Regions from separate parts of the Homo sapiens genome. Here region 2 is linked to region 1. Evidence: read pairs that join two places in POLR2A ChIA-PET (ENCODE). Cell type or tissue: GM12878. All regions are shown on one strand.

Region 1 (4,000 bases):
ATGATCTGGGCTCACTGCAACCTCCACCTCTCAGGTTCAAGTGATTCTCCTGCCTCAGCCTCCTGAGTAGCTGGGATTATAGGTGCCCACCACCACGCCCAGCTAATTTTTGTATTTTTAGTAAAGACAGGGTTTCACCATGTTGGCCAGGCTGGTCTCAAACTCTTGACCTCAGGTGATCCACCTGCCTCGGCCTCCCAAAGTGCTGGGATTACAGGCATGAGCCACTGAGCCTGCCCTATTTCCTAAGTATTTTAACTACATATTGCTACTTAACAAACTACCCCAACTTCATGGCTTAGAACACAACCATCTTATTTGCTCACAATTTAGCGGGTCATCAATTTGGTCTGTGTTCAGCTGGGTAGTTCTTTTCTGGTCTCCCCTGGGGTCATTCATATAACTGCAGTCATGTGGCATCGTGGCTGGAGCTCGATGGTCTGGGATGGCCTCACTTACACATCTGGGTTTAGTGTTAGCTGTAGATGGGGCACCTCTCTCCATATGATCTCTCTTTCTCATGAAGGGTAGCTCAGGCTTCTTCACATGGTAGTATCAGGATTTCAAAAGGGTGAGAGCTCAGAAAGTCACTTCCATAGCATTCTGTTGGTCAAAACAAAGTACAAGGCCAGCCCAAATTCAAGGGAATGAAGAAACAGTCTCTATCTTTTGATGGGAAGAGATGTAAAGCCACATTTCTTTTTTATTTTAAAAAAATTTTTTTAAGTAAAAAAAAATTCTAAGTAGAGACAGGGTCTTGCTATATTGCTCAGCTTGGTCTCAAGATCCTGGGCTCAAGTGATCCTCCTGCCTTGGCCTCCCAAAGTGCTGTAACTACAGGTGTCAGCCACTATGCCTGACCTAAAGTCACAATTAACAGGAGTGTATACAAAAAGGTGGGAAGAATTAGTGACTATTTTTTTTCAATCTACTATGTTAACAATGGCTCAAAATTCAGAAACAATACATAAAAAGATTGATCAATTTGATTACACTGAAATAAAAATATCTTATACTACAAACATACCATAAGTAAAATAAAAAGATAAATCACAAACTTGGAAGAATATTTGTAATTTATATCACAGACTAAAGTTTAATGTCCCTAGCATAGAAAGAGCTTCTAAAAAACAGAAGAAGGAAGGACTGACACACTACAGGAAAATGCACTGAGATGTAAACAGACAGATTGCAGAAAAAGAAATGCATAGAGTCCTTACCATTAAAAAAAATGTTTTTATGGTCCCTAATCATAAAAAAAAAGTCCAGGTGTGGTAGCTCATGCCTGTAATCCCAGCACTTTGGGAGGCTGAGGCGGGAGGATCTCTTGAGGCCAGCAGTTCGAGACCAGCCTAGGGAAAATAGTCACACCCTGTAGCTACAAAAAAAAAAGTATGTTAAAAAATTTTTTTTGGCCGGGCGCGGTGGCTCACACCTGTAATCCCAGCACTTTGGGAGGCTGAGGCAGGTGGATCACAAGGTCAGGAGATTGAGACCATTCTGGGTAACACAGTGAAACTCAGTCTCTACTAAAAATACAAAAAATTAGCTGACTGGCTGGGCGCGGTGGCTCACGCCTGTAATCCCAGCACTTTGGGGGCCGAGGCGGGCGGATCACGAGGTCAGGAGATCCAGACCATCCTGGCTAACATGGTGAAACCCCGTCTCTACTAAAAATACAAAAAAATTAGCCGGGCGTGGTGGCGGGCGCCTGTAGTCCCAGCTACTCGGGAGGCTGAGGCAGGGGAATGGCGTGAACCCAGGAAGCGGAGCTTGCAGTGAGCCGAGATTGAGCCACTGCACTCCAGCCTGGGAGAGAGAGCAAGACTCCGTTTCAAAAAAAAAAAAAAAAAAATTAGCCGAGTATGGTGGCAGGCGCCTGTAGTCTCAGCTACTCAGGAGGCTGAGGCAGGAGAATCCCTTGAACCTGGGGGGAGGAGGTTTCAGTGAATCAAGATCACGCCACTGCACTCCAGCCTGGGTGACAGAGCGAGACTCCATCTTAAAAAAAAAAAAAAAAAGACAATTTTTTTTAATATCCAACCTCACTTGTGTGTGTGTGTGTGTGTGTGTGTGTGTGTGTGTGAGACAAGGACTTACTCTGTCACTCAGGCTGGAGTGCAGTGGTGTAATCATGACTCACTGAAGCCTTGACCTCCCAGGCTTAAGCAATCCTCCCACCTCAGCCTCCTGAGTAGCTGGGACTACAGGCGCACACCATCATACCCTGCTAATGTTTTGTATTTTTTGTAGAGACAGGGTTTCACCATGTTGCCCAGACTGGTCTCCAACTCCTGGGCTCAAGCGATTTGCAACCTCAGCCTCCCAGAGTTCTGGGATTACAGGAGTGAGCCACGGGGTCCAGCCCTACCTCACTATTTTTTTTTTTTTTTTTTTTTTTGAGACGGAGTCTCGCTCTGTAGCCTAGGCTGGAGTGCAGTGGCGCGATCTCGGCTTACTGCAAGCTCTGCCCCCTGGGATCACGCCATTCTCCTGCCTCAGCCTCCCCAGTAACTGGGATTACAGGCGCCCGCCACCACGCCCAGCTAATTTTTTGTATTTTTTAGTAGAAATGGGATTTCACCATGTTAGCCAGGATGGTGTCGATCTCCTGACCTCGTGATCCGCCCGCCTCAGCCTCCCAAAGTGCTGCGATTACAGGCATGAGCCACCGCGCCCGGCCCCGACCTCCCTCTTAATAAGAGAAATGCAAATTTTAACTGCACTGAGGTATTTTTCGTTTGTCACATGAGCAAAAACCCAAATGTTAGGGCACTCACATACATTGCTGTTACTGCGTGTAAAACAGGAAACAGGCATTCACATACATTGTTGTTTTGGGAATGTAAAACGGTAGTTCTCCTATGAAAGGACTTTGGTAATAGCAGCAAAATTACAAATGTATTTGACCTAGTAATCCCTCTTTCAGAAATCTATCCCAATGATACAGTGGCAAAAATATATATGCATGAAGCTATACATTGCAGCACTATTTGTAATAGCAAATACTAGAAACAAGTCAAATGTTCATCAGTAGGAGACTGGTTGAATAAACAATCCATGGTACCCACACAACGTAGTTCTATGCAACCATGAAAAGCAATGAGAAATATTATTATCTATAATTTAGAGTAATCTCCAGGCATATACTTGAATGCAAAAAGCAAGGTAGAAAAATGTATGCGTATAGTAAATTACTGTTTATTTAAGAAAAATAATAATATATGTAATATATATAGTTTATATATATTATATATATAAAGGATGGGAAGAATTTGTGAGTAAATTCTTATATATATAAGAAATTCTTAAAATATATATATTCTTATATATATATATATAAGCTCTCTGTCTATATATATAGCTAAGAAAGAAGGATTTTGGCCTATCGTTCTTTCCATTTTTTCTTTGTATAAGCTATATATATGCTATATATAACATATATACTATATATGCTATATGGTATATATAAATACATATATCTAGTTTATATTAAAAAATGGAAAGAACGATAAGCCAAAATGATTCTGTATTGGAAAGTGGAAGGAACAGATGGAAAGAATATAGAGAAAGGGTATCACTATTTAACAACTCCTAATAAAATAATGAATCAATGGCTTCTAACATAATGAAGAGAAAAGCACCAAATATTATGCACCTGCTGATGGATGTATGAACATGAACTACAAATAATTCCTGCCAAAGCCAGGCACAGTGGCTCACCCCTGTAATCCCAGCACTTTGAGAGGCTGAGGTGGGAGGATCACTTGAGACCAGGAATTCAAGACCAGCCTGGGCAACATAGAGAGACCTTGTCTCTATAAAAAAATTTTAAAAATTAGCATGTGCTTGTAGTCCCAGCCACTTGGGAGGCTGAGGTTGGAGGATTGCTTGAGCCCAGGAGTTGGAGGCTGCAGCGAGCTATGATAGTGCCACTGCACTCTGGCCTGGGCAACAGAACAAGATCTTGTCCCTAAAATAAATAAATAAATAGGATTTT
Region 2 (4,000 bases), 650 kb after region 1:
CTGGTTACAAAAGGTAAAATATTCGAAGTGATCTGTATTAGTTTTCTAGGGCTGCCATAACAAAATACCACAGACTGGGTGGCTCAAACAACATACATTAATTTTCTTACAGTTCTGGAGGCTGGAAGTCCAAGATCAAGGTATCTGCAGGGTTGGTTTCTCCTGTGCCTCTCTTCTTGGCTTACAGGCAGCCAGTTTCTCACTGTGTCCTTGAACAGTCTTCCCTCTGTCAGCACTCATTCCTGGCATCTTCCTGTGGTCCAAATTTCCTCTTCTTATATAGATAATAGTCATCTTCAGTTAGGGCCTACCCTAATGCCCTCATTTTAACTTAAAATGACCCTATCTCCAAATACTGTCACATTTTGAGAAACTGGGGAGTAGGACTTCAGCAAATGAATCTGAGAGGACACAACTCAGCCCATTACATGATCCAATATCATTCTTGCATGGCTGGTTAAGCAAACAGACAATGCCATCCTTAACGTACATATCAATACAGCTCAGACTTGGTCTTGAGGCAAGTAACTCAACAACTGCTATTGGTTCAGAGTTTAACAATATGTATACTCCTATTTTTATTAATGTATTTACTTATTTTGAGATGGGGGGCGGGTCTCACTATGTTGCCCAGGTTGGCCTCAAACTTCCTGGCTCAAGTGATCCTTCTGCCTCAGCTTCTTAAGTAGCTAAGTAGCTGAGACTATGGGTGCATACCACCTGCCCAGCATGTATATATTTTCAAAAGTGTTTGTCTCCCAAATTCAGAAGAAACTTCACATTCACTCCTTAACTATTAGCAAAGAAGTATAGTCAGAGATGACTCTAAGCAAAACCTCAGAGGAGGCAAAAGTTAGCCTGCCATGACTTTAGGAGGCTCTGAATAGTAAGTGTTTGTTCCCTGCAGCTTAGTAAATGTCACTTTACGATGATTTTCCATAATCCACTTGACTGCAGAGAGATGTACAGTGGGAAAATCGAGGCATAGAGACCAGGGCCATAATGTAACTCAGAGGAAGAACAAGGAATGATGGTTAGGATTCTTGCGCCAGCCCAGTGCCTCATGCGATAAATCACTTTGCCTAAAACAGGTTCAGAGTTTGTCAACTTTCTGTTCAAATTGTGGTGCATTGTAAACGTACTGTAAAACTGTAGAGTAAAAAGTATGTATTTCAATGGTTTTATCTTTCTTACCTAGCCATCCACATATTATTTATGCAGTTTCCATTATAATGCTACAGTTAAGTTTGCATAATATTTTCTGTAACTACCTACTTTTGCATGGTTATAGCTCTCTAAAACTCCCCTGGGACAGAGTTTTTTCACCTTGGTCTCAGTTCAGAAGCAATTTTTTTTTTTGTAATAACAATTGATGACTTTAGAGATATTTTTGAAGTCATGTGAATGTGAAAGAAAGGAAGATTTTTACTGCATTGAATATTTTGTTACCTTTTGTCTAAACACCACACATCAAAAAGAGCTGAACAGAAAGGTATCAAGCAAGGCAGTGTAATAGATTTCACTGAAGACTGACCACACTGCCAGATTTGACTACATGAGGTTTGCATTCACATGCTTATCAGTATTTAAAAATACCCTGAGTGTACACAACAGAAAATGTCAGGAACTTGAAAAGCAAAAATATGCATGTGGTGTTTTCCAGATTTCAGCAAAGCACAGTAACTAAAGAAACTTAATTATGTGATCAGGCAGCAGTTACTTAACCTTTCCAGACCTCTGTTTCCTCAATTATAAAATGAGAGGGTTGGACTACATGATCTCCAAGGTTTGTTCCAGCTCTAAGAGTCCCTATTTGGACTCTGGATACAAATCAATAACTTACTTTCAAAGTCACCCTGGAAGGCACTCTTAACTCTGAACTTGGCAGGTAGTTACCAAATAAGATCCTTATTTTACATCAGAGAACAAGAATTCATTACATTCTTCTGCCAAGGTTTCTTGACTTTGGTAAACATGAAAGAAAAATTACACTTGAATCCTAATCACAATTATCTTTTATAAAAATGCCAGAAAACCAAGTGTTTAAATTACATGACTCATTCAAAAGAATTTGTGACTTTTTGATGGCCCATTGGGTGTCAGGTGTTGAGCTGAGTGCAGAGGATGCAAAAGATGCACAAGTCTCCTGATTTCAAAGGAATTTGTAGGCTGTTGCATGTTTTAATTTTCCTCCTGTCTATTGGAAAATGCTCCCCTTCATGCATAACACTTGTCTGACACAGACAACAATGTTGTATCCCATTCTGGCAACCACAACTTGGCTAACTTATACAACTGTGCACTATTCTTCTTCACCGTGAATGATTTTGAGTAAACGGCCTTAAGTGACATCAAGGGTCTGAACGTGTCAGTTTGGGTAACTAGATACTGGACCAGGTTACATATAGAAGCCGTCTACCTTTTCTGGGTGTCCACATTGCATGTATTACCTAGAATAAGCAGATGGATGGTGGACCTATTGTAAGCTTAGAGTGAGGGGCTCTGGGACCTAGAATCACGTCTCTCATGGCCAAGCTGTATCCTCTCTGGAACTCAGTTAACTATGCTCTGCTGCCATTTTTGCCCTGGACAAAATCTCTGAAGTCCCCTATAGATCTAACAGCCCAGAATTGTATAATCTGTCTAGGTTTACTTGTGTATAGTTGGAAGATGAACAAACTGACATTTTAGATTTCCTTTCAACTTTATGTAAACCATATGTTTACATATTCTCTTCTAAAATATGTAACTAATTCCTGATTTTGAAAATAGTAAGTTTGTCTATCACTATTTCTGTATACTGTGTAGTAAAACCTGATTAATCCAATTCCTGCTAATTTTGCATTTAGCTGTAACTTGGCTAAGGGCCAATTGAATATTTATCCTTATGTACAATAAAAGCTTACTGTGTAAAAGAATAGGTATAATAAAGGTTATAAGGGGAATGTTTAACCTACTTAATATAGAAATGAGTCTCAAAAACTCAAGAACTCAAATTTAAATAAGCAATTGATACATGTATTATGAATTCTTCTCAGATATTTAAGTAGTTCCCCAAGGATGTTTATTTACTAACAGCTCACTAGTCTAGTTTGAATTACTGTTGTTACTTTTAAATATATCACAAGCAGTATATATTTACTACCATACTTCAATTCACATTCTTCTCAATTCAGGCAGCTGTTTGCCCAAATTAGTTTAAATTAGGGAAAGTCTATTGTATTCATAAACTTCATGTAAACAGCAGAAATGATGACTATAAAATTTGTCTTAGGTTTGTTGGAACTCTGAGCTTAACTTCTATCTGAGATTCGCAGAGAATGAACATGGAATGATTAATGGCCATTACTGATTTCTTGCAGCTGTAACTTAACAGAATATGTATACTCTAATACAGTACCCATGGTAATTATCTCATTACTATGAAGTGTCACAGAAATACATTATGCGAAGTACGCCCTGAATCACATTTAGCAATTTCTTTTTATGTTTTAAACCTGCAAGCTTAGTGTTGTCTAGTAGTTAGAGGTTTGCGTGGAGGTCTGGGGCTTAGCATAGGACTCCTGCACTCGAACTGGAGTTCCTTGGCAGAAGCAGAACCAGTTTCGTGACTCTGATCACTCTGTTAAACTTTTCTGTACCTCAATTCCTAATTTGAAAATAGGCATATTCACATCTGACCCCTACTATACCTCATGGAAAGGATTAGTCAGATTATGTCTATAAAACAGTTGGCCACCATGAGGAAAAGCATTAAGGAAATTACTCAGCCCTCTGCAGTGGTGACTTCTCTAACTGCATGAATATTTAACGAACAGGTATACATAATACTTGACACGTCTATGGAGCTTTTGATGCAAGTATCTCAACATCGCTGAAAGAAATACATACCAACAATTATCAAAGACCTGGGAAGCATCAACTCACCACTCAGAGAGGGCAGACATAGAACAGCTTAGTTTTTAACATCATACTGTTCAAGACCAGTGGTATAGCCAAA

What was found. ChIA-PET counts read pairs that join two places held together with the same protein. Peaks named below come from ENCODE experiments on the same cell type or tissue, not always from the same donor. Only the 100,000 strongest peaks of a DNase experiment are listed, where the experiment ranks them.
Region 2: POLR2A ChIA-PET joins it to region 1 with 5 read pairs; 3 of 35 experiments call an interaction of 5 or more read pairs at or near these places.

Annotation. Positions count from the first base shown.
Region 1 is chr4:139,259,086-139,263,085 of GRCh38, forward strand. No RefSeq gene overlaps it. Among named protein-coding and RNA genes, the nearest start is that of MGARP, 19 kb to the right of the region's middle. In GM12878, no CTCF peak of the experiment used is centred here; no DNase peak of the experiment used is centred here.
Region 2 is chr4:139,905,528-139,909,527 of GRCh38, forward strand. All of the region lies in intron 1 of MAML3 (mastermind like transcriptional coactivator 3), which reads right to left. Among named protein-coding and RNA genes, the nearest start is that of MAML3-AS1, 220 kb to the right of the region's middle. RefSeq lists a silencer at 3,588-3,882. In GM12878, no CTCF peak of the experiment used is centred here; a DNase peak (open chromatin) is centred at 1,505.